Linked DNA regions of Homo sapiens: region 1 is linked to region 2. The links are chromatin loops, found by intact Hi-C in ENCODE. Cell type or tissue: gastrocnemius medialis. All regions are shown on one strand. Each heading gives the region's core, and the rest is flanking DNA. Links, peaks and the distances in the headings are about the cores only.

Region 1 (2,802 bases), core at 256-2,755, 84 kb before region 2:
TACAAAGCTCCCAGATTAAAGAAAGAACTGAGAGCTACATCACTCAGGGAGCTTTTCCTAAGCAAGCAGAAGGAGGTGCCAAATATGTTTCCAAACACTGGACACAGTCATTCTTTTGCTACATGCGGCTAATGCTTATCAACATTTTCTTAGCAAGAAAAGAAAGAGAATCAATGTCAGAATGCTTCTAGTAACTTTTATCGAGTACTTATTGTTTGCCAGGTAGTTTTATTTCATCCTCAACAACACCATTTTTTTTTTTTTTGAGACAGAGTCTCGTTCTGTCGCCCAGGCTGGAGTGCAGTGGCACGATCTCAGCTCACTGCAAGCTCTGCCTCCCAGTTCAAGCCATTCTCTTGCTTCAGCCTCCCAAGTAGCTGGGACTACATGCACCCGCCACCACGCCCAGCTAATTTTTTGTATTTTTAGTAGAGACGGGGTTTCACCGTGCCATTTTTTTTAAAAAAAGGAAATAGAAGCACATAGAGGTTAAGTAACTTTCCTAAAGCCTTGCAATTAGTAGTCTGACTCCAGGACTTGATTCTTCATCATGCTTTCCACTCTCTTGTAAGACTGCATATAATTCTTGCTTTAAAGCATGGGTTTAGTCATTCTCTTCAAATTTCTATTCGCTTCATGAAGTCTTAAGTAAAGAACCCCTCTTGTTATTATTATTGATCAATATCTGAACCAAATCTAACAGCTGAGATGCTGGTGTTCTGTTGATTTGCAGTTCTCACAAAATGTTCCTTTAACAAGATTTCTTTCTGTTTAAATGTGCTACAGGCTATGTAACCAATGTTAAAATGTTGGTATATTTCCTTCCTGCCATTTTCCTTTTTTTTTTAACGTGATAAAAACCACAGCCACATTCAATTTCTTGACTGCTCATTTACCATTTTTTAATGAATAAATAAATAACATTTCATTGAGTAGCTCTTTCATTATAAGCTTATGATGATACATAAGTAGGGCACATAAAACCCTATGATGAGATGTTTGGGCTGTTTCAAAATTCCTTATGTCATCAACAATGGTAATACATTATTCTTTATTTACTAGATATATTTTATTCCAGGTTAACAGAGATTTTATTCTCTGAAGGAGGCTCAAAGCAGGGTTTGTGTGTTTATGAGTTCAGGTGGGAAGAGTTTAAGGAATGCATCTGGGTCATGAGCCAACCTAGAAGTCTCAGTAAGTTCAGTGAGCAACATGAAAGGCCTGCGTACGTCAGTAGCAGCAACAGAAGCAGTTGCCACACCAACCAAGAGAATATGTGCAAGAGATTTCAGAAAGCCAGAAACATCACTAGGTCTCAATGTCCCAAGTGAAGAGAAAACTCTCATATTACAGGAACACTGACTACCAATCCACACGGAAGCAGTTTTTCTGAAAGTGACATAACAATTGTGTTTTCCAGATTACTCAGGGCATTCTTAGCTCTTTGTGATCAATAAAATTGACAGCATGCATGCACATCCACACAATCCAGAAGTGATCGCTTTCTGCTCATTCATGTAACAGAGGTGGGAGACCTTGGGATGATGAGGCAGAAAGGCCCGAGTTAGGATCTCAGCTTTACCCCTTCCGGCAATATGACTGTTAGTTAACATGACTATTTCTCAGTTTTCTCACATGTAAAATGGGAATCCCATTTAAGAGAATGAGTAAATAAATGAATTTTAAAAAAATGAAAACAACAAAACATTACATAAATTTTAGCTCTTAGATATTGTTAGGGCATGTAGAAATGCTGACTATTTTATAATCCTTATCCATCTTGGAGGCTTAGGGTGGAAGTGGTTATATAAGTGTTTTATACTCATTTAATAGGGTAGTTTGAGATTTTTAAGTGGGAGATATTGATAAATGTTTTATTTCTCCTGCTGTAGGAGTCTCTTTTGAGACTCCTATCTCCCTGCCCCTGCCCCCCAAGACGGCCCCAGTGGTATTCAAAGTCTGAGCAGTGGTGTCTCCAGGGGCCTGAGCAGCTTTTCTATTGCTAGGCACCAGGAAGGCCCCCTGCCTTCCTATTGGGTGATATGGGAGCCCATTTTGCCCAATTACTTATCTACAGGGCCTCTGTAGACATTTGAGCTTGTGCTCTTCCATTCTGGGCAGTCACGACTGAAGTTTGACATTCTCATTTCATTGTTCATCCACACAGTAAATTCAGTTACCAAATTTTTTGGTTCCATTTTTTCAGTTGAGTGTCTCCTTTCTATTCTTACTGCTGCTGCTAAATTCTGTCCACATTACCTCTTGCTTTACCTGTTGCCATCACGGATTTGGCCTTCCTGCTTCAAGTTTTCCTTCTTTTAGTCCCTCCTACAGATCACTGAAAGATGGATTATATTCGTAAAATAATGTCACATTTTTGCCTCTAAACAATGTATTGTCTCCAAATTCCTAGATGAATTAAATACAAACTATTCCAACATGATAGCTAAGGCCCTTTATACAACGTCCATGTAGCAGAAACCAATAATTGGTTCTCTCCCCTCTCCTTAATAATAGATACGCTTTCCTTTGCTGAATGTTAGCCAGACACTTGGCTGCTCTGAACAAGGACCGCATTTCCCAGCCTCTGTTTTAGTTAGGTATAATCACGTGACTTAATTCTGCCAATGAGATGTGAGTAGAAGTGACATGTGCAACTTCTGGGAAGTGCCTTATGGAGAAGATTCCTGTCTTTTGCTCTCCCTTCTTCTTCCTGATGCCTGGAATGCAGAAGTGGTGGCTGCATGAGCCTTAGACTAGAAAGTGGAAGCCACATGCTGAGGATGACAGATCAACGGCATA
Region 2 (2,802 bases), core at 206-2,705:
ACTCAGTGTTAGCAAACTGAAAGCAGAAATCCCAACTGCCAGAGAGATCCTTACACTTTGTACAATGCCTGTTTCCTAAAAAACCAAGCAGTCCTAACTAATCGTCTGTTGTGACTCATCAGCAGAATGTTCTTTGGACAGACAGAGCTCAGAAGCTTCCAACAAAAAGTAAGATCGGCCCTTTGGAACAGCTTTTTCTCCCTTAGGGGTTGAAACTTCTGAACAGAATGCTTTAGTTAGGGTCAAGTTTCACTGGGACCTTAAATATAATTTCTTCTCTGTGGAGAGATCAGTGGATGAAGAAAAACCAGAGGCCTGGAAGATGCCGTGGGGGTTCCACTCATCCTTTTCCTGGTTTCACTCCTTTGCTACCTTGCAGGGGAGGGACAAAAACCTAAAAACAGAGTTTATTAGGACTCTATTGTTTAGGTTTACACTGAAGTAAAACATTTGTTTCATATCTCACCTACATTTACCTAGTTTCCTGGAAATTCCTTTCATGATCCCACAGTCTAGCTACCCAAAAAATTAAAAACTAACCTCAGGTAAAATTTATATGAATGAAACGAATCTGGGTAGTGAAAGGTATTCTGTCCCAGCCTGTGGGGGTTTTGTATTCCTGATACACCCAGCCATGTATACACTATCCAAATTTGTCCACGCTTTTCCCATGAACCTCACAAGCAATGATCTGTAACCTCCACAGATAAATACCATTTTTTCACATCATACCTCTGATTTGGCACTCATATCCACACAGACACATGGAGAGACCAGAGAACATTGAAAAAAAAAATGTGTGCCTTTAAGAGAATGTTGTTGCTGCTTAGTATTGCTGTGCATATTCCTCTCTCTCTCCAGCTGGTTTTTCAAGTCCCTGAGGGTAGGAACCATGCCCTGTGCATCTTAGAGCCCCCACAGAGAGTCTAGTTTGTTGTGGTAGGTATTCAATGAATAGGTTAGAAGATACAGGCCGGCTCAGAGAGTAGGTCAGGGAGACAGCCAGGAGGAAGGAACGCCAAACACAAAGGAACATCTAAAACTTGAGAACAGACCACTTCTGCAGTGCCCATGATAATGCTGAGTTGGATCTGATTTTGCCACTGAGTTCCAGTGGTACAGGCATAAAGCCCAAAGTGGTGTCAGGTGGCTGCCATAGGGAGATGAGGCAGCAGCTGGTTGGCAACTTCTGAACTGGCCGGAGTGAAAGGGGAGATGATTCAAAGGGAATCTCACTTGTCGCTCCAAGACCTGATATGCCTTGGAAACAATTGGTGAAGCTTCAACAATTACCAGAAGTCCTCAGCCCTTTGGTTGTGGGTGGCACTGATCTATGACACAGCCTCCAAGTCCTGGCAGGCTTTGAGAGGGCAGAAAGGACACTGCTGGTGCAGAGATTTCTATATTTAAGATGGTTGTCTCAGCCTCTGATTTGGAAACAGTTTGTCGTAGCTAAAGCATGAGTGCTTCTCTATGGGGTTGTTTCTTTGCAGTTGACACCCTACATTGAAAAAGCCATTTTTTGTTCTTTGTTTCAAGAGGTAGCCCATCTGGATATTTTACATGTTTGCAGTAATAATTATAAAACAGAAGGACTGTTTAATTTATAGTTAAGCAAAGAAGCTGGGGTCACTGATCTTGGCTTCGAAATAGAGATTATTTCGAAGAGCACATGCTTGTTGCGAAAACATGCAGCATCTTATATGATGGTTAGTGGTAAGAGAAGATCCAGAATTTCTATAATGGAGGGGTTTAAGGTACTCATATGTTTGGAAATAGAGAAGGAGGCTGGAAGCTGCATTTACATGGTAACTTTCACAATATTGGGAAAACCTCGATTTTCTATACCAAGAGTGGAGTGAGGACTAAAGTCCCCCGAACTACAATCATCATCCTTCCTACCCCTGAGGTGTCACTGCTTTTAGCTTAATGCTGTATTTCATCATGATTCTCAATCTTTCCCATTCCTTCCAAGGAAAGCCTTGTTTAGTTTTGGCATTTTACTCTGAAATGTTCATTTCAACCTATGATTTATGTAGCAATATGGGTTATTGTTGACTCCTCTCTTTTGAACCTACCCTCTGTGGGTTCTCCCATAGTCACAGCCTAAAACCAGGACCCCATCGTCTCTCTCCCAGACTGTTCTAAAGACCTCCTGCCCTCCTTCTCATTTATCCTGTTGCTTGATGGACTTTCTTAATGCATATTTGAGTGTCACTCCCCTTCTTTAACAGTTCTCTGCAGTATCCAATCTGACTTCCTTAGCATGACATCTCTAGGCTTTTATGACCTGACCCTTGCCTACCATTCTTATAAAAATGAAAATAGTTCTTTCTGTTGTTGCAGAGGTTAATAATTTAATGAAGGCCTTTGTAACTGGTCTCCATGATTAGGGATTACTGAACCCTCTGCAGCACTTTGTAGCTGCCTCCCAGTGACTTCTGCCTCCAGGGAGCAATCTCTGGTCAAGAAATAATGACCACCACTGGAATCTGTTAAAAAATGAACTCTCTTAGGCTTTTCCCAAGGACAGTCGTATAAGGGAGGGTGAGTTCAAATCAGGGCAGGTTACATATGGCACTCCTTTCCCAGGTAAATATCTTTACCTTGGCAGCAGACAAAGGTTTACGAATATTTTTTAGCATTCTGAAAGCTTTGAACAACTGAAATAGAAACAGCCAATCTAATTAACAGCACTATTCAGAAGCTGTTGACTCAAGGCCAAGCCTATTAAATGACAAGAGAAAGTACTCATTGTGGGCCCAATTGAGCCCAGAACTGCTGAGCTGTTGATTCATGCTA

Evidence for each region. Hi-C counts contacts between places; a loop is a spot of excess contacts. Peaks named below come from ENCODE experiments on the same cell type or tissue, not always from the same donor. Only the 100,000 strongest peaks of a DNase experiment are listed, where the experiment ranks them.
Region 1: it touches region 2 in a loop (8-fold over the local background); 1 of 110 quality-filtered maps calls a loop at or near these places.

What each region holds. Positions count from the first base shown.
Region 1 is chr3:150,144,318-150,147,119 of GRCh38, reverse strand. All of the region lies in intron 2 of LOC105374313 (a long non-coding RNA gene), which reads right to left. Among named protein-coding and RNA genes, the nearest start is that of LINC01998, 64 kb to the right of the region's middle. In gastrocnemius medialis, for the core only: no CTCF peak of the experiment used is centred there; a DNase peak (open chromatin) is centred at 1,229; H3K27ac peaks cover 2,500 bases.
Region 2 is chr3:150,059,915-150,062,716 of GRCh38, reverse strand. No RefSeq gene overlaps it. Among named protein-coding and RNA genes, the nearest start is that of LINC01998, 20 kb to the left of the region's middle. In gastrocnemius medialis, for the core only: no CTCF peak of the experiment used is centred there; a DNase peak (open chromatin) is centred at 1,256; H3K4me3 peaks cover 586 bases; H3K27ac peaks cover 2,500 bases.